2 separate regions of the Homo sapiens genome follow, and region 1 is linked to region 2. Evidence: chromatin loops called from intact Hi-C (ENCODE). Cell type or tissue: breast epithelium. All regions are shown on one strand. Each heading gives the region's core, and the rest is flanking DNA. Links, peaks and the distances in the headings are about the cores only.

Region 1 (9,582 bases), core at 2,937-5,436, 250 kb before region 2:
TAATTCTTTGACTGGAGCTATTTCACTGTTATTGAATTTTGGAATTGAGCAGTGGTGGGAGTACTTAGAGATCATTTAGTTCTTACATAGTTGTAAGGATTTAATGAGATAAAATAAAAACCTTACACAAATAGTTTAAGTATTCAGTAAATGTCAGTGAAATCTGAATATCATCTATAATTGGTGAAAAAGAGACCCAGTCAAATGAAATGACTTGCTTAGTGCCCTGCATCTAGTTAGTCGTCAAGTCTGGCTTAGATTTCAGGCCTCATTATTCCTAGCTTATATTCTTCATTCATATCTTCTGCCTCAAAGAGCTTGCCAGAATGGAAAAGGGAGGCTAACTCAATTAATCAGTAATTGATTATGTATCACCTGGGTGCCTGGCACTCTGCTGAACTCTAGTGAGTACAGAGGAGTGTTCCCATAGGTGCCAGGGAGCTGGAGAAGGGAGCAGGTTAGAGGAAGGACATCAGCCTATCTGGAGCAGAGACCTATTAACTTAGGTATCAGATAAGTAGGGTGGGGCTAAGTGGAACACTGGGAAATCTAGGCCTGCCCTGTGTGACTACATTCTTTTTCCTGTAAGAGTCAGCCTTTTGAGAGACTGTAATGTGGCACATTCCACTGCAGTTAGCCCTGGGTTTAAATTCTGGTTGTAATGACACTCTGTTCAAAACCTACCAGTGATTTCCCACTTCATTAAAATTCAAAGTCCTCATAATTGTTTGCAAGGCCCTATACAATCTGGGTCCCTACTACCTCCTTGGCCACCTCTCTGCTGTCTCTTGCTCACTCTGCTCTAGCCACCCTGGCCTCCATCACATCAAGTACCCTTGCTTTGGGGACTTTGTACTGATTACTCTCTTCTCCTAGAATGCTTCTCCCCAAGATAGCTGTGTGGCTTGATCTTTCACTTTGGATCTCAGCTCAGTGTCACCTTATCAGAGAGGTCTCTCTGACCACTCTATATAACTAGTATCCTCTGCCCACCACTGTCACTTCAGCTCTTAACTGAATTTATTTCTTTTTATACTCTGACCACTCTGTATAACTAGTATCCTCTGCCCACCGCTGTCACCTCAGCTTTTACCTGAATTTATTTCTCTTTATACCATTTTTCACTACCTGATATGTTTATTGTCTATCTCTTTTCCTTAGAAGACTCTCGAAGGCAAGTGTCTTCTAGGACATGGAATAGTGTAGAGTAGATACTCTACTCTGAATGAATGAATGAATGAATGAGTTCTGTAACTCTCAGGAGCCTCATTGTGCTCATATGCAACAATGGAATAATAATACTTACTTAAAGGATTGTTGGAGTCAAATAAGTTAATGCTTGTCAAGCCCAGTGTCTAGTACCTCATAGTAGATGCTCAGTAAATGAAAATTCATGCCCTCTTTCATAAATTATTTTTATGGCTGTCCAGTTAATAGCTTTAGTTGTATCCTGATTCCCATTTGACTTAGATAAGAAGGACATACCACATGTTAGTGATGAAGAAAAGTGGTTGTCACACATAATGCTATCTTAGCAGAATGCAGTAATTATAGTGCTTATAATTGGAACCATGGAACCACTGAGCTATAGTGGTTCCTCACTTAGTAGAATAGATATCTTTTAGAGAAGTCTTGTCAAAAGGCAAAATTTGAATTAAGTGAATCCTATATTTCTGTTATAAAACTGGAATCACATTTTTGTTAGGAAAATATGGTCTCAAAATAAGATGAAATCATAATCTGAAGTGCTACCAGCCTATATATACTTGACTCGGGAAATGTTTGCTTTGTATCCCCAACAATGCAGTAATTTTGGCTAGGGAGAAATAACGTGTACTTACTACTAAGGACTGAGTTGTTCCATTTCTGTTTAGGAATAGAAGCACCCAGCAATAAGTTAGAAGATTTTTGCCTAATCGTTGCTTCTTATCAGATTTAGGGACTACTGGCCGGGTGCAGTGGCTCAACCCTGCAATCCCAGCACTTTGGGAGGCCGAGGCGGGTGGATTACCTGAGGTCAGGAGTTTGAGACCAGCCTGACCAACATGGTGAAACCCCATCTCTACTAAAAATACAAAAATTAGCCAGGCGTGGTGGCACACGCCTGTAATCCCAGCTACTCGGGAGGCTGAGGCAGGAGAATTGGTTGAGCCTGGGAGTCGGAGGTTGCAGTGAGCCGAGATCATGCCACTGCACTCCAGCCTGGCCGACAGAGTGAGACTCTGTATCAAAAAAAAAAAAGATTTAGGGACTATTAGCATGTCATTGGTATTGTAAGGTAACTGGTACTCAATACATTTTAGCTTACTTTTTTACTGATCTTGGTGACCAAATTAGGGACAAGATTATGACTGTGTCCCCCAAATATTGTTATTTTAAAGAGTACCATTACCAAAAAGTAAATTTGGAACAATTAATTTTTAAATTTCAAAATTCTAATAAGTGAAGGTTCTTTCTTGTTGGACATGGGAGCATTATATGTATACTGTTTCTATAATATTCACAAATTATACAATATACATTGGTCTCCTCATTTTCTTCCACTGAACTAGTCATTTAGCAGGCTGGTGTTTCACAAGTGAAACTGGCATTAATCCAGAGAGGATAGAAAGGGCTCTCACAAAGAAAGCTGAATGGCTGGAAGAGCCTTATACTTATTGTGTTATGTGATTTCTTGAAGTTCTGTTGAAACTTGATGGTAAGTGTGTTACTTCTGGGCAATGAGTACTCTATTCATATGTTCTGTACTCCAGCTACTTGTAATAGAAGACAGTGAATGCTCTTGGAAAACAAGCAAGCAAACAAGAAATCATATAACTAACTTCCAACCTCTATGAATGAATAAATCTCCCCCACCCTCCCCAGTAACCAGAAAAAGAAAATAGAAAGCAAGGCATAAAATAAATGAAGGGCTCTATTGTTGCAGAAATCAGTAAGGGACAGGAGTGTTCAGAGTCCCAGGCAGGCTGGCGTTAGAGTGTTCCTCCTTATTGATAGATGATCAGTTCCTCTGGACCTCTGCTTTCTTGGTCTAGGATAGGAGTTAAACATCCAGGATTCAAACATGACCATTCCTAGTCTTAGCAAATATCTAGGAAAAGGTAGAGAAGGCTGAACAAAACCATATGTTTGACTGTATTATGGTATAGACAGCACAGTTGAAAGAACATAGCCATTGGAATCTGATGTACTGGGCATTGAATTTTTGCTCTGCTACTTATTAATTGTGTATGCTTGTATAAGATACTTAATCTCTCTAAATACACTTCCTTACCTGCAAAATGGAAGTATATCTACTAAGGCCAGGCGTGGTGGCTCACGACTGTAATCCCAGGACTTTGGGAGGCCGAGGCGAGTGGATCACAAGGTCAGGAAATCCAGACCATCCTGGCTAACATGGTGAAAACCCGTCTCTACTAATAATACAAAAAAATTAATCGGGCGTGGTGGCAGGCGCCTGTAGTCCCAGCTACTCAGGAGGCTGAGGCAGGAGAATGGCATGAACCCAGGAGGCGGAGCTTGCGTGAGCTGAGATCGTGCCACTGCACTCCAGCCTGGGTGACAGAGTGAGACTCCATCTCAAAAAAAAAAAATAAATAAATAAAAAAGTACATCTACTGGAGATTGCTGTTGTGAAAATTAATAACAGAGTGTATACAAAGCTCTTAGTATATAGTGCCTGGCACTTAGAGGTGCTCAATTGGTGGTAACCCATTATTAGTAATAAGTATACATTGTCTTTCCAAAAATGTTTGCTATAGAAAAATTATTGTATTTGACTTGATTTTTTTTTTATTGTTGCAAATTGATATCTGGCCTAGAGGCCCTTCTAAAGGTGTTGAAATTTTTAACCATTGCAATAGGAGATCTAGGAAAACTAGCAAATTTTAGGGGGATGATAAAACTACCACCTTCTACTTTGTGACACAGTTACTCTATAGGAGAAAGGTGAACCTTGTAATTAGTTTTTGGAGGAATGTGTGTGTCAAGGTTTTGATCATAGCATGGTCTCTATTAGTTGCATGTATTAATACTTATTCTGAATGGGAAGAGACCAGGAATCTTAGAAGTAGGGTACTCATGATGAATGTATTTTTCTTTTAAATAAATCTTTTTCTTCCTATCTCCCCAGCTGCTCAGATAAAGAATTTGATGAGCCAGCTAGGAACTAAGCAGGACTCAAGCAAGCTACAGGAAAATCTGTGAGTAACTTCCTGACAAGGTTGGGTTTTGTGAGGGCCATTTGAGGACACAGTGTCCTTGCCAGACAGCAGCTTAGGTTTCAGGTCTGGGAAGTCAGAATGAGAGGCAGTGGGTCATGAGATAAGAGCTGGATCTAAAAGAGGGGCGGGGCAACAAAGTATATTAATGGATTGTAATTTCCGTTGCCTTTCAAAGTCTTTGAACTCTGGTTCTTTCTCCTCTTGGGCAGTTTAGCAGAACAATTTAGGGAAGTAGAAAAGGGAATTCGTACCACTATTAAACTATATTCTGCTCACAACTCTGCCTAAATGAGCTTCCTTGTTGGCGTAGGACTCCTCATGATCTAGTCTAACTGGATTTCCAGCTACAGTCAGCCTTCCATATCCATAGGTTCTGCACCTGTGGGTTCAACCAACCACAGATAGAAAATATTCAGAAAAAAAAAGGAAGGTCTCTACTGAAGATGTACAGACTTTTTTCCTTGTCATTACTGAAACAATATAGTAGAACAATTATTTACATAGTATTTACATTGTATTGTGTCTGGAGTTAGTTCCTTCTGGTGGGTTCTTGGTCTTGCTGACTTCAACAATGAAGCCGTGGACCTTCGTGGTGAGTGTTACAGCTCTTTAAGGTGGTGCGGACCCAAAGAGTGAGCAGCAGCAAGATTTACTGTGAAGAGCAAAACAACAAAGCTTCCACAGCGTGGAAGAGGATCTGAGCAGGTTGCTGCTGCTGGCTGGCGTGGCCAGCTTTTATTCCCTTATTTGTCCCCACCCATGTCCTGCTGATTGGTCCATTTTACAGAGCACTGATTGGTCCATTTTACAAACCTCTAGCTAGCCACAGATTGCTGATTGGTGCATTTTACAATCCTAGCTACAGAGTGCTGATTGGTGCATTTTACAATCCTCCTGTGAGACAGAAAATTTCTCAGAGTCCTCACCCAACCCAGAAGTCCAGCTGGCTTCACCTCTAAGTATTAAGTAATGTAATCTAGAGATGATTTAAAGTATATGGAAGGGGGTGCTGGGTGCAGTGACTCATGCCTGTAATCCCAGCACTTTGGGAGGCTGAGGCGGGCAGATCACCTGAGGTCAGGAGTTCAAGACCAGCCTGGCCAACATGATGAAACCCTGTCTCTACTAATAATACAAAAATCAGCTGGATGTGTGGCAGGCACCTGTAATCCCAGCTACTCAGGAGGCTGAGGCAGGAAAATAGCTTGAACCCAGGAGGCGGAGGTTGCGGTGAGCCAAGATCGCACCATTGCACTCCAGCCTAGGCAACAAGAGTGAAACTCTGTCTCAAAAAAATAAAAATAAAAATAAAAAATAAAGTATATGGGCCGGGTGTGGTGGCTCACACCTGTAATCCCAGCGCTTTGGGAGGCTGAGGTGGGCAGATCACCCGAGGTCGGGAGTTCAAGACCAGCCTGACCAACATGGTGAAACTCCATCTCTACTAAAAATACAAAAATTAGCTGGGCATGGTGGCGCGTGCCTGTAATCCCGGCTACTTGGGAGGCTGAGGTAGGAGAATCACTTGAACCTGGGAGGCGGAGGTTGCAGTGAGCTGAGATTGTGCCATTGCACTCCAGCCTGGGTGACAAGAGCGAAACTCCGTCTCAAAATAAATAAATAAATAAAGTATATGGAAGGATATGCATAGGTTCTAGGCAAATGTTACACAATTTTATATTAAGGACTTGGCAGGAGGCCTGGAACCAATCCCCCGTGGATACTGAGGGACTACTGCATATGTAATCAGAATGGCCCAAGGGGAGCCTGAGGGAGAGAATAGTAGACTGATAGTAGGGACTCCTGATTCTTTTTATCACATCCTTTTCTGCTCCATTTCTGCTTTTAGTGCTATTCTTCATCTTTAAAATGTTCTGAGCAAGCCGGGAGCAGTGGCTCACGCCTGTAATCCCAGCACTCTGGGAGGCCGAGGTGGGTGGGTCACGAGGTCAGGAGATCGAGACCATCCTGGCTAACACGGTGAAACCCTGTCTCTACTAAAAATACAAAAAATTAGCCAGGCGTGGTGGCACGTGCCTGTAGTCCCAGCTACTTGGGAGGCTGAGGCAGGGGAATCGCTTGAACCTGGGAGGCGGAGGTTGCAGTGAGCTGAGATCACATCACTGCACTCCAGCCTAGGTGACAGAGCAAGACTCTGTCTCAAAAAAATAAAATACAAAAATTAGCTGTGCGTGGTGGCTTGCGCCTGTAGTCACAGCTGCTTGGGAGGCTGAGGCAGGAGAATCACTTGAACCCGGGAGGCGAAGGTTGGAGTGAGCCAAGATCGCGCCACAGCACTCCGGCCTGGCGACAGAGCAAGACTCCATCTCAAAAAATATATATATATAATATAAATATAGTATATAAATATATATAAAATATAAATATAGTATATAAATATATCTATAATATATATAAAATATAAATATAGTATATAAATATAAAATATATAGTATATAAATATATAATATATATCTATATATGTATATATCTATATATGTGTATCTATATATGTATATACATATATATGTATCTATATATGTATATACATATATATGTATCTATATATATGTATATACATATATATGTATCTATATATATGTAGATACATATATATGTATCTATATATATGTAGATACATATATATGTATCTATATATATGTAGATACATATATATGTATCTATATATATGTAGATACATATATATGTATATATATATCAAGCAATATTTTTTGTTTCCTACCCTAGACAGTGTGAGGTAAGAGAATGACTATTATTGTGAGCTTTTTCCAGGGAAATGTGAAATATCTCTGGATATTTTCTACTGCCTGGGATGTTCAAGCCACTGATTGGGTACCTCTTGCTTTTGACTCCTTTTTTTTAAATCCTGGAGGCCCATTTGCAGTACAGAAAAACCATTAATAATTAGTGTGGTGTGTTAGCCCATTTGGGCTACTATAACAAAATACCATAAACTGAGTAGTTTATAAACAACAACTTTATTTCCATGATCTAATCACCCTCCAAAGGACCCCATCTCCTAATATTATCACCTCGGGAATTAGGATTTCAACATATGAATTTTGCAGGGACACTAACATTCAGATCATAGCATGTGGTTTCACTGTCGTCTCAGAAAGCCTTTGTAGAAATGGCTGGATAGTAGAGGAAACCACAAATGAAAAGAGTACTTTTTGTATTTCTACTACTTTAAGTTCCACTTAATATACTACATATTCTTTCCTCTTCAATTCCCCTTCCTCCCTACTCCTTTTGTATTTTTAACAGGTAAGGCTTCTTTGTTTTGGAGGGAAGAGCCAGAAACTCAGGTATAAAGAGCAGGTAGGAAGCCAAGGATAAGGCTAGAAAAGAGCCAGCTTTTTAAAGCAAGAGCATGGGATTAGATGTTTGGAGGTTGTTCCCTAGGGTAGGTAGGAAGCTACGCTTTTAATGCACATTTCATCTAACTGTCTGTGCCTAGATTCTAGTCAGTGGACTGTGGCAGTCAACTCCTGGACAATAAGAGAGTTCAGTATGTTTAAACTACTTGATTTAGGTGTGGGCGGCAATTGTTCTTTTTATATTTTTATCAGAACTGCTGATATGCTTTTCTTCTCTTCCCAAAGAGTTAAAATTCCCGATCTGTGCTTTCTTCAGCAGGCTATTGAAGCAGATTCTTTCTGCTCAGTGAAGATACCTTGAAGTGGGTTTGCCTGGGTAATATTTCTGGAATTTTGTTGTGAACCTGGGCATCTAGGGACTCATTTCTTCAAATGGCCCTTCATTCCCTACGTTATGAGACACTCTGAGAACAAAGTGGTTCTGTGTATAACCCTCTCAAGAAGTGACAACATCCTGAAACATATCTTTTCTCTCTTAGGCAACAGTTACAACACTCCACAAATCAGCTCGCCAAGGAAACAAATGAATTGCTGAAAGAATTAGGGTCCTTGCCCCTTCCCTTATCTACTTCAGAACAGGTTGGTATTTTCTGTTTTGTTTATTAATAGGAAAGGACTTTGTGTTAGTAGAAAGGCAGTGTGTAGAACAAAAAAAAAATAAGTTGGCCTTTGGTGCTAGATAGATAGACCTCCTCTGCACCTCAGTTTCTTATCCATCAAGTGGGGGATATGTGACTGTTGGGGCAATAGAAAGAATGTACACACCAGATGTGGCAAAGTGTCTGCGTCTGGTAGGTAATCAATATGTGGTGGCTGCTGCTATTATTAACATTATTAATATATTAATAAAATGGAGTTAACTGAAGAGAAATCTCAACATTTGCATCTCTTTGGGGTTTGGCTAGCAGTTTTATGTTTGTAGGCTTCCTCCTTTCTCCTAGTTTTTTTTTTTTTTAATTATTATTATTTTTATTGTTGTTGTCGTTTTGGAGACAGGGTCTCCCTCTGTCACCTACGGTAGAGCGCAGTGTTGAAATCATAGCTCACTGCAGCCTCCCACTTCTGGGCTCAAGCAGTCCCCTCCCCTCAGCCTCCTGAGTAGCTGCAACTACAGGCATGTGCCACCACACCCAGCTAATTTTAACAATTTTTTTGTACAGACATGGTCTTGCTTTGTTTCCCATGCTGGTATTGAACTTGTGACTTCAAGCAATCCTCCCACCTCAGCCTCCCAAAGTGTTGGGATTACAGGCGTGAGCCCCATGCCCAGGGTTCCTAGTTTGTTTTGTATCCATTATCTTTACATTTTAATGAAACATCTTTCTTTCATGTTTTGCAGTTACCTTCATGTTCTGTCATGAGTTATTCACAGGTCTCACTCAGGTTAAGGAACTGCTCAGGGAAAAAGGGTTCTCTTTTCAAGTCATTTTCTTCAGTGGCCATTTAAATCCTTTAGAAACACACAATTTTTACTGAGATTCATTGTTCCCTTAATATGCCACATTCCTGAAGTCAGATGTGCCCCTCCTTCATTGTGGCTTGACTTGTCATTCATGATCTACCTCAGGTCTCCAGTAAAAAAAACTTTCTCCGTCTACCTTCCTATTATGATCCTGTTTTGCTTTTAGCTTCTATACCATTCGTGGGGGCACTTAACTTGTATTGCTTTTTAAATTTTATTTTATTTTTGAGATAGGGTATTACTCTGTCACCCAGGCTGAGTGCAGTGGCAATCATAGCTCACTGCAACCTTGAACTCCTGGGCTCAAGGGATCCTCCCAACTCAGCCTCCTGAGTAGCTGGAACCACAAGTGCGCACCACCACACGCAGCTAAATTTTTAAATTTTTTGTAGAGATGAGGTCTTGCTATGTTTTCCAGGCTAGTCTCAAACTCCTGGGCTCAAGTGATCCTCCTTTCTTGGCCTTGCAAAGTACTGGGATTATAGACATGAGCCAC
Region 2 (9,582 bases), core at 4,155-6,654:
ATGCCAGGCTAAAAGGCAAATCTGAAACTGAGAGCCACTGAAATTATTGAGCAAAGAGTGACAAGATCAGAGCTGTTCTTTAATAAAGATTATTTTGACACTGCTTTGTAAAATGGTTTAGAAAGGGAGGAGAAACTGGAAATGGAGATCCAGTTAAAAAACAGTTCAGATAAGTAATAAAGAGGTCTGAATTAAGATAGAATAATTAAGATAGCTAATAAGGAATTCTGAATGTAGCAGGTATGCAAATACTTTCTGAATGAATAAATGAATTTGGAATCTGCAACATATTAACATCTCAGTACATTCTAAAAAACTGAATTTAAAAATAACTATTCTTCTTAGCCAGATCTGAGTCCAGGAAATAGCTCAGGTTAGAGTTGTTACTCAAGTCACATGGGAATGATTTAAATCTTAGTGACCTTAAATGGATTAATCTCCAGATATGGTAAAGACCATAATGTCCTTTTTCATGCAGAGTCTTTGTAGCCCAAAGCTCAAATGTGTTTTCACATTTAGTATCTAATTTCTTCATAATAATCTCAGAGAATAGGTTCAGTTATTTCACAGAAGAAAGTCACATGAAAATGATTAGCCCAAGGACACCATTAGTGTTAATACCAGATTAAAAATTAGAAGAACTCATTGGGTTGACTTTTTAATTAGTTTATTTTTTAATTAATGAAAATTCAAAAGGTAAAAACAGATATAACCAGGGAAAAGAAAGACAGTTTCCTTTTTATAACAGCCCCATAAAGTATCTCTTGCTTTTGTTACCAATTTCTTTATGTATCCAGCAGCTGTAAGCACATAAGCACATATCCTGGCTTAATAAATGCACTTGTATGTGTCTTTGTATGCATAGGTCCACTCTTTATTACGCACAATAGGTAGCTTGGTATACACACTGTTCTGCACCTACCCACTTTGGAGATGAAAAACCTGGCTGATATTAATGCTGATCTTACCCCATGAAGGCCCAAAACATAACCTCTTAGTGACTAACCCACCAAACCTGTCTAACTTCAAGCCCGGTTCTACTCTGAGGACATTCCTCAATCAAGAAACTGAACACAGGCTGGGCGTGATGGCTCACGACTGTAATCCCAGCACTTTGCGAGGTAGGCAGATCACCTGAGGTCAGCCGTTTGAAAACAGCCTGGTCAACATGGTGAAATCCCATCTCTACTAAAAAATACAAAAATTAGCTGGGCGTGGTGGCATGCCTGTAGTCCCAGCTATCCGGGAGGCTGAGGCAGGAGAATCACTTGAACCCGGGAGGTGGAGGTTGCAGTGAGCCAAGATCGTGCCACTGCACTCCAGCCTGGGCAACAAACAGAGTGAGATTCTATCTTAAAAAAAAAAAAAAAAAAAAAAAAACCGAACACAGATTGGACTGAGAAATTCAGTCTTGTTTTTATTAATCTGTATGCTATATGTCAAGGTACAGGACAGAGAAAATGATCAGAGGTCAATCAATGATATGGTTGATCACTAACACTATTTTGCATGTTCAGTGCCTACTCATTTTAGAGTAAGCTTTTGTGTAAAATGATCCATTGCAGACACCATCTACTTTTTAAAAGGATACTACATAGACTATATTTAGAGGGAATTAAAAATTGGAATGACGATAGAATAAGAGAGGTAAAAATAATTTAAATATCTATTATTTTAGAGGAAAAATAATATTAAATTTTGCAATGAATCTACAGAAAAAGCATATGCATTTTGGAAATAATTATTCAACTTACTTTGCAGAATACATTTGTGAGGTATAATCATTGGATGAGCGAGGGATGTAATCGGTGCATGTCATAACTGAAAGAAAGATAATATCACCAGGTTAAAAAGTTAGAACATTTCGAAAATGGAATGGGAAAACTGCACATCTCACTGTATAGTCTTTCAAACTAATTAACAGAATACAGCTTGGACACCAGATAGAAAGACTATGTGGTAGAAAATATCTCACTTTTTTGTTTATACATGTGTTTATAGACTTCCAGAGGCAGTTAAAAAAAGAAGGGTGGGGTATGGAAAAGAGCTGAAGGTTGGTAAGGATCTCTACCTTTACCCATTACTGATCTAAAATAATAGATGAAGCAACCTTCTAAGCTTTCGGCTATGCTGATAGGCAAACTTAAAAAGCAAGCTTTATGTCTGGAAAACCACATTATTCTACTTCAGCTTATTTGTTCTTTGAGTGCTTACTATATTGAGTAAAAGCCTTAAGAATGACTTGCAGGAAAACAGATTTGGGGGAGGCACCCAATCTTATTTTAAAACCACTGCTACTGCTATGCATAATCAACAGCAGAATAGATGCAAGTATGCTTCTATACTATTATTTTTTCTGTTTTGTAGTGAAGGCTTTAAGTTTGGCAAATCACAGACAGACGTGAGGAACTGATGTGATACTCTGATGAACTCTCAAAGACTTTTCCAGCTATTGTCCTCTTGACCCCCATGACTTCATCTGGAATAGCTGCTATGAAGGCTTGACTCTCATGATTACTACTTCTGGTATGAACGCTGTAAATATCTGATTAAAAGTGAACCAATTAACTTTATGTCTAATTAGGTTCCCTGGAAGAGTACCTGACCCAAAAAGAGAACCTTGATCAAAAGTAGATGAGGGGCCAACTCAAATGCTCAAGAGTAAGACAAATCAACACCTGTGAGTTTATTACAGAAGAGCTTGTCCAATGCTATTGTTTGAGGTATTTAAAAATAATTATTGGAGATCACATTCACCTCTAATCATTTTGACAAAAATGAAGATGTCAATTAGATCTAAAGTTTTGACAATCCATTGCAAAGAATGTAAGGTAAGTTTATTTGAATTCTACATAATGGTTCTCAGTTGACACATATATTAAAAAACCCAAACCCTTATCTTCCTCCAATTTAATTTAATTCTGGAAGGAATCAACAACATCCTAGGAGACTGAGGCCAATTTTCACTTCTCTAGAGAATGAATGAGACTTGATCTTCACAGTACTTGGGAACCACAAAATGATTATAAAGAGTCAAGATATAATATCCATTATACTATAGAAGAATCAAGTAAGTAATATGCTGGCTTGGACTAGAATAGCAACAGTGGGGATGAGGCAAAGACTTTGAAATATATTCTGAAGGTAAAACTAACAGGACATTCTGATGGATTTGATGTAGAGAATGAGGAAAACAACTAGACGGAGAGTGATACCACTTCCTAAGATGGGCAAGTTTGGGAGAAGAGTGTATGTCACGGGGGCTAAAGGAATCGAAAGTTCTTTTTTGAAGATCTTAGGTATGATTTTCCTTCCAGTAAAGATGTCAAACAGGCAGTCTGATACACAAATGAAATCAGGGGAGAAGTCAGACTGGAAATATCAATATGGAATTCATTAACCATGTACAAGATATTTAAAGTAATGTAATGGATCGGAGAATCCCAAAAGAGGAAACATGGTAGCCTAGAATTAAGCCCTGAGGCCCACCAAAGAAGGGCCATCAAAGGAGAAAGGTGGGAGGAAAAGTACTGAGAGGGAGAATGTGAGGAGAAACGTATTCTAGAATTTGCAACATGAAAATAACTAATGGCCTTGACGACAGCAGTTTCACTGGAAGAGTGAGGATAGAAGCTAAATTTGAGAGGCTGGAAAAGTGAATGGGAGGTGAAAAAGCAAGTGAGGGCAACTCTTGCAGAAGTTCTGATATGTCACAGAACAAAGAGAAGGTCCATAACTAGTAAGAGATGTGGAGCCAAGGGCGGAGGGGCAGGGGGGGGTCGGGGGAGCAGTGTTTATGTTTTAAAATGGTAAGATGTTTCTTTACTGACAGGAAGGATAAAAAGGGAAGACCGTGATGACACACAAGTGGTGGCAAGAAAACTATAGTACCAAAGTCCTTGGGGAAGGTAAAAACAGATAGCATATGAAACACAAATAATAGCCTCTATATCTGACAAGAGCAAGTATGCTGCTTACATCCTGACAAGAAGGAAATGGCTGGGTGTGGTGGCTCATGCCTGTAATCCCAGCACTTTGGGAGGCTGAGGCCGGCAGATCACTTGAGGTCAAGAGTTCGAGACCAGCCTGGCCAACATGGTGAAACCCCATCTCTACTAAAAATACAAAAATTAGCCAGGCGTGATGGTGCGTGCCTGTAATTCCAGCTATTCGGAAGGCTGAGTCAGGAAAATGGCTTGAACCTGGGAGGCAGAGGTTGCAGTGAGCGGAGATCTTGCCATTGCATTCCAGCCTGGGTGACAAGAGCGAAACTCCACCTCTAAAAAATACAAACAAACAACAACAAAAAAATACAAAAAATAGCTGGGCATGGTGGCATGCGCCTGTAATCCCAGCTACTCGGGAGGCTGAGGCAGGAGAATCACTTGAACCCGGGAGGCGGAGGTTGTAGTGAGTCGAGATTGTGCCACTGCACTCCAACCTGGGCAACAAAGCAAGACTCCATCTCAAAAAACATAAAAAAAAAAATAAAGAACAGAATGAATAGGATGACAGTCTAAAGTAAAAATAGAAAGGTAGGGGAAGGTATAGATGTAGACTTCAAATGAACCAAAGTTTTTATTTATTTTATTTTATTTTATTTTTTGTAGCGAGGAGGTCTCACTTTGTTGCCCAGGCTGATCTCAAACTCCTGGCCTCAGGTGATCCTCCTGCCTCAGACTCCCAAAGTGTTGGGATTACAGACAAGATCCACCATGCCCAGTTGAACCAAAGTATTTGAAGGAAAAAAGGAAATTATTTGGAAGGAGCAAGAATACTCAACTTACTTCCTGACCCTGAAGTATGTAAAGTATAAGATTTTAGGGAACAGGTCTTTTTCTTGGGGATGAGTGGGAAATTCAAGAAATTAGAGGAGACACTTTACAAATTAGAGTGGTTTTCCACAAAATGGACAGTTTCCCAATGGACCAGAATCACCTGGCTAACTTGTCAAAAATGCAGATTCCCTATCCACATCAGATCTACTGAATGATAATCTTTGGAGGTGAAACTAGAATTCTACATTACAAACAAGTATTCTAGATGATTCTTATGTAGGCTAAAGGTCTGAGAACCACCAGAATAGAATCACCTTTGAGGAAACACTATATAGAACTCAAGACACACCTTTTAAAAAAAAGTTACACCTTTTTAAAAAATATACATGGGAAGTATATATGGTTAAGTATAGTTGTCTCTGATTTTCTGTAAGACACTATTACCTTTAAAACATCCAATCTCAAAACAAAAATAAAATCACGGCGTGTGACTCCTTGGGTGAGTGGACTCCATGTGATCTTTTCTCAGCTGGTCTGTCAATAAAGCTTACAGGAGGGCTCAAGGATAAACACACACAAAAACAAGGATGGGAGAGCCTTCAGGATATTTTGGGACAAACAAGGCAATTACGAAAAACCAACTCTATAAGAAAAGCATTACTAGTTATAGGAATATCTGTTCAATCATGCACAGAATATGGTACTTACTTTCCTCTGACATGGGAAGGTTTGAAGCAAGGCTTGATGTTTCAGGCTTCTGATCACTGACATCTGGATTGCTTACTTGACTGGGAGAACCAAAATGAATACATTAGCCCCTGATTGATTTGCTGCATTGCTAAAAAGTGATGAGTTCAAACCCATTTCCTCCTAGGCTATATAAGTAAGAGGCAAAGTAAATCTTCGTGATATCCTTATTGTTGATTTTTAACAACTACTTGAAGAGAGCTCGGGCCAGGGCTAGTACCCTCAGCATTCTACCGCTCTTTCTTTTTTTTTTGAGATGGAGTCTCACTCTGTCACCCAGGCTCGAGTGCAGTGGCACGATCTCGGCTCACTGCAACCTCCGCCTCCTGGGTTCAAGCAATTCTCCTGCCTCAGCCTCCTGAGTAGCTGGGATTACAGGTGCATGCCACCATGCCCAGCTAATTTTTGTATTTTTAGTAGAGACGGGGTTTCACCATGTTGGTCAGGCTGGTCTTGAACTCCTGACCTTGTGATCCACCCACCTCAGCCTCCCAAAGTGCTGGGATTACAGGTGTGAGCCACCACGCCCAGTCTACTGTTCTTTCTTATATCTCTAGATCCCTTTAGTTTTTATATAATTCAGAAATTCCAGCTAAGTCACTGGCAAGTCAGATTTTTCTTTAACACCATATGGTAAAACATTGCTCTGCCACTTTTTATTATATGTTTATGGGGTACAATGTGATGTTTTGATATATAAAACACCTTTTGCTTTTTTGTGAAAAAAAAAAAAAAAACGTGAAAACACTTAAGTTCTATGCTTTTAGCAATTCTGAAATATACAATGCTATATTATTTATTACAGTCACCATTCTGTGCAACAGTGCTCTGTTACCTTGCTCCCAAAGTACCACAGGAAGGTAGGGAGACGTTTGATTTCAGACAGTGGTTCTTGATCAGCTACAAACCATAATCATATGAGAAGTGTTTTCAAATTACACGTTTGGGCCAGGTGCGGTGGCTTACACCTGTAATCCCAGCACTTTGGGAAGCTGAGGCGGGCGGATCACTTGAGATCAGGAGTTTGAGACCAGCCTGACCAACATGGTAAAACCCCGTCTCTACTAAAAATACAAAAATTAGCCAGGCGTTGTGGTGCACGCCTGTAGTCCCAGCTACTCAGGAGGCTGAGGCCTGAGAATTACCTGAACTCAGGAGGCAGAAGTTGCAGTGATTGGAGATGGCACTACTGCACTCCTGCCTAGGCGACACAGTGAGACTCTGTCTCAAAAACAAAACAAACAAACAAACAAACAAACAAAAATTATACGTTTGTTTCCAAGCGGGGGTTCTAAACCCTTAAGATTCATTCTACTATATTTCTCTTATCTCCCAGTTAAATAAAACACAAACACCTCATTTTCTATTTGTTATATAGCCAGGACTAAGCAACATCATTTTTTTTAACTTATAAGGAAAATTAAGAGAAATTGAGAATGATAAGTCACATAAACTGGGAGGACAAGTCATTATGTTAGATAGTTTAATGCTGGGGAGATTCCACAGAAATTCTGGAATGAAGATTGTTCTAACTTTCATTCTTCAAAATGTTCTCTCTTTTCCATCTCCTCTACTTTTCATTCTTCAGTTATTATGTCCCATTATAGCACAGTGGTTAGGAGTGTTGATTCTAGAGTCAGAGGCTGCTCAAGTTCATATTCTATTCTGCCAATAACTAGCCCTATGACCTTGGACAAGTCACTGAACTTATCTGTTCCCCGCTTTCTACATCCGTCAACGAGAATAAAAATGAAACCTACCTCATAGGGCTGTCAGGAGGACTAATAAGTTTACATTTAGAGCAAAGCTAGAACACAGTAAGCACACTTTAACTGTAACTGTTATTATATTACAACTTCTTCAAAGCCCAGGCATCATTCCTACATTCATGCACCCTAGAAAGAAGCTTGCTTTGTTCTTCTACTCTCTAGGGAGAGGTGGAAGACACTGTACCAGAGGTTCTATATATCTGGAAAGATAATGCTGACTAATCAAAGGTAAGAGTAGTTTCTACACAGCAAAATTGTAAAAAGAAATGTTGCTTATATAAAAAATATATAGCACAAAATTTATAAAGTTCTCGTATCATTTCTGAAACTGACTTCTAATATTCAAGTATAATAAGGGTTTTTTTTAAATGGTATATATTTTTTGTTTGGTTGGTTTTTGTTTTGTTTTTTTGAGTCAGGGTCTCACTCGGTCACCCAGGCTGGAGTGCAGTGGCTCGATCATGGCTCCTGCAGCTTTGACCTCCCGGGCTCAAGTGATCTTCCTACCTCATCCTCCGAAGTAGCTGGGACTACAGGCATGTGCCACAACACCCAGCTAATTTTTGTAATTTTTGTAGAGATAGGGTTTCATCATGTTGCCCAAGCTGGTCTCAAACTCCTGGTCTCAAGCAATCCGTCCACCTCAGCATCCAAAGTGCTGGAATTACAGGTGTGAGCCACAGTGTCCAGCTTTAATGGTATATTTTGAATGTTCAAATAATTTTTCCTCATTTGTAATTAATTTTAAAGCTAAATCCCCAAGTAAGGTTCATTTTTATCTTGTTACTCAAATGTTTATATTTTTGTAATAGAACTTAATGTACTAAGATGTGATTATGGAAATTGAAGGGTAAGGGCAAGAAATTATATGGAATAGTTGTGTCAGTTTCCCAAACTGGGTGATTTATTATAATTACCTGAATAGTTAATAAAAATAGACTTCTGGACCCCATCTCACACCTACTTACATAGAATTACCAGGGGAAGGGCATAAAACTGAACCAGAATTTTCCTGACATCAATAACTAGTTTGACTTCTACATGTACCTGGTTAAGTATGAGGTTCACTGTTATACCCACTGTTGAAGACTATTTGTAGATCTTATATTTTAGAAGTTGGTGATATTGCTATGATCCAGTATCCACTGGACCAGTTCCTAAAACCCAATGGTCCTAGAATATTATGTTATAGCAACATCCCCTACATACTCAACTGAGCATCTAGAGAATAAATAGAAACAACAGCACCAAGACAGTGAGTTAACTCTAGCACTTGTTAAATATTTAAATTATTATCCTTAGAGAAATGACATACTGCCTCAAAATATAATTATTTTCAAAGTTATATAAACATAAATTTTGCTTAACAATGAATACACCATGAAAAAACAACTGCTCTAAAATAAAATGACCAAAAAAACCCAACAACATCCAAGTCCATAAAGTGGCACAACAAATACCTCCTTCTCATTCAACAGAACTATTAACAACACAAACAACAGATGAATGGATAAAGAAAATGCGGAACAGACATACAATGGAGTATTATTGAGCCTTAAAAAGAGGAAATTCTGACACATGCTACAAATGGATAGACCTTAAAGACATCATGATGAATCACAAAAGGACAAATACTGTATGACTCCATTTCTGTGAGGTACTTAGAGCAGTCACAATCATGCAGACAGAAAGTAGAATGGTGGTTGCCAGGAGCTGGAGATGGGGGAGTGGAGAATATTGTTTAGTGAACATGGAATTTCAGTTTGGAAAGATGAATAAAGTTCTAGAGATGAATGGTAGTGATGGTTGCAAGACAAAGTGATTGTACTTAGTGCCACTAAACTGTACACTTAAAATGGTAAATTGTATATTGTGTGTATTTTATCATAGTAAAAAAATTGCTGAAGGTAAAAGAAGAGATAATTGCAGGAAAAGATGAAGGTGATGGGTTCTTTCAAACAACTGGAGAGGTTAGCCTTCGATAAGAGCAAGGGAATTTCAGAGGAAAGATAAACAATATCCAAGAGAAGCAGATTAAGTAGGTTGATTTGGTGAGAGAAGGGAGATGTTCCTAATCTCTCTTTGAACTAGGGAGCAAGATCCACAGCTGAGTGAATGGAAATAGCAGGAAAGGGAGGGAAAAGGGAGAAGGTAGGGGGCAAGGAGGGAGGGAATAAAGGAATTAAGATGATTTTAGAGGCTGGGAAATCAGACATACCAGGAAGGGGGACTAAGTGCCTGTTTTAGATCTTATCATGAATAGAAACTAGGAACAGTTAGCACAATTT

What was found. A loop is a pair of places that touch in the nucleus more often than their neighbours do. Peaks named below come from ENCODE experiments on the same cell type or tissue, not always from the same donor. Only the 100,000 strongest peaks of a DNase experiment are listed, where the experiment ranks them.
Region 1: a loop joins it to region 2, with 13 times the contacts of the local background. A loop is called at or near these places in 1 of 110 quality-filtered maps.

Annotation. Positions count from the first base shown.
Region 1 is chr1:27,785,430-27,795,011 of GRCh38, forward strand. It overlaps STX12 (syntaxin 12), which reads left to right. Exons shown (of 9, transcript NM_177424.3): 2 at 4,133-4,202; 3 at 8,104-8,203. Among named protein-coding and RNA genes, the nearest start is that of STX12, 17 kb to the left of the region's middle. In breast epithelium, for the core only: no CTCF peak of the experiment used is centred there; a DNase peak (open chromatin) is centred at 4,262; H3K27ac peaks cover 2,196 bases.
Region 2 is chr1:28,037,085-28,046,666 of GRCh38, forward strand. EYA3 (EYA transcriptional coactivator and phosphatase 3) reads right to left here. Exons shown (of 18, transcript NM_001990.4): 4 at 5,487-5,566; 5 at 1,755-1,821. Among named protein-coding and RNA genes, the nearest start is that of EYA3, 47 kb to the right of the region's middle. In breast epithelium, for the core only: no CTCF peak of the experiment used is centred there; no DNase peak of the experiment used is centred there.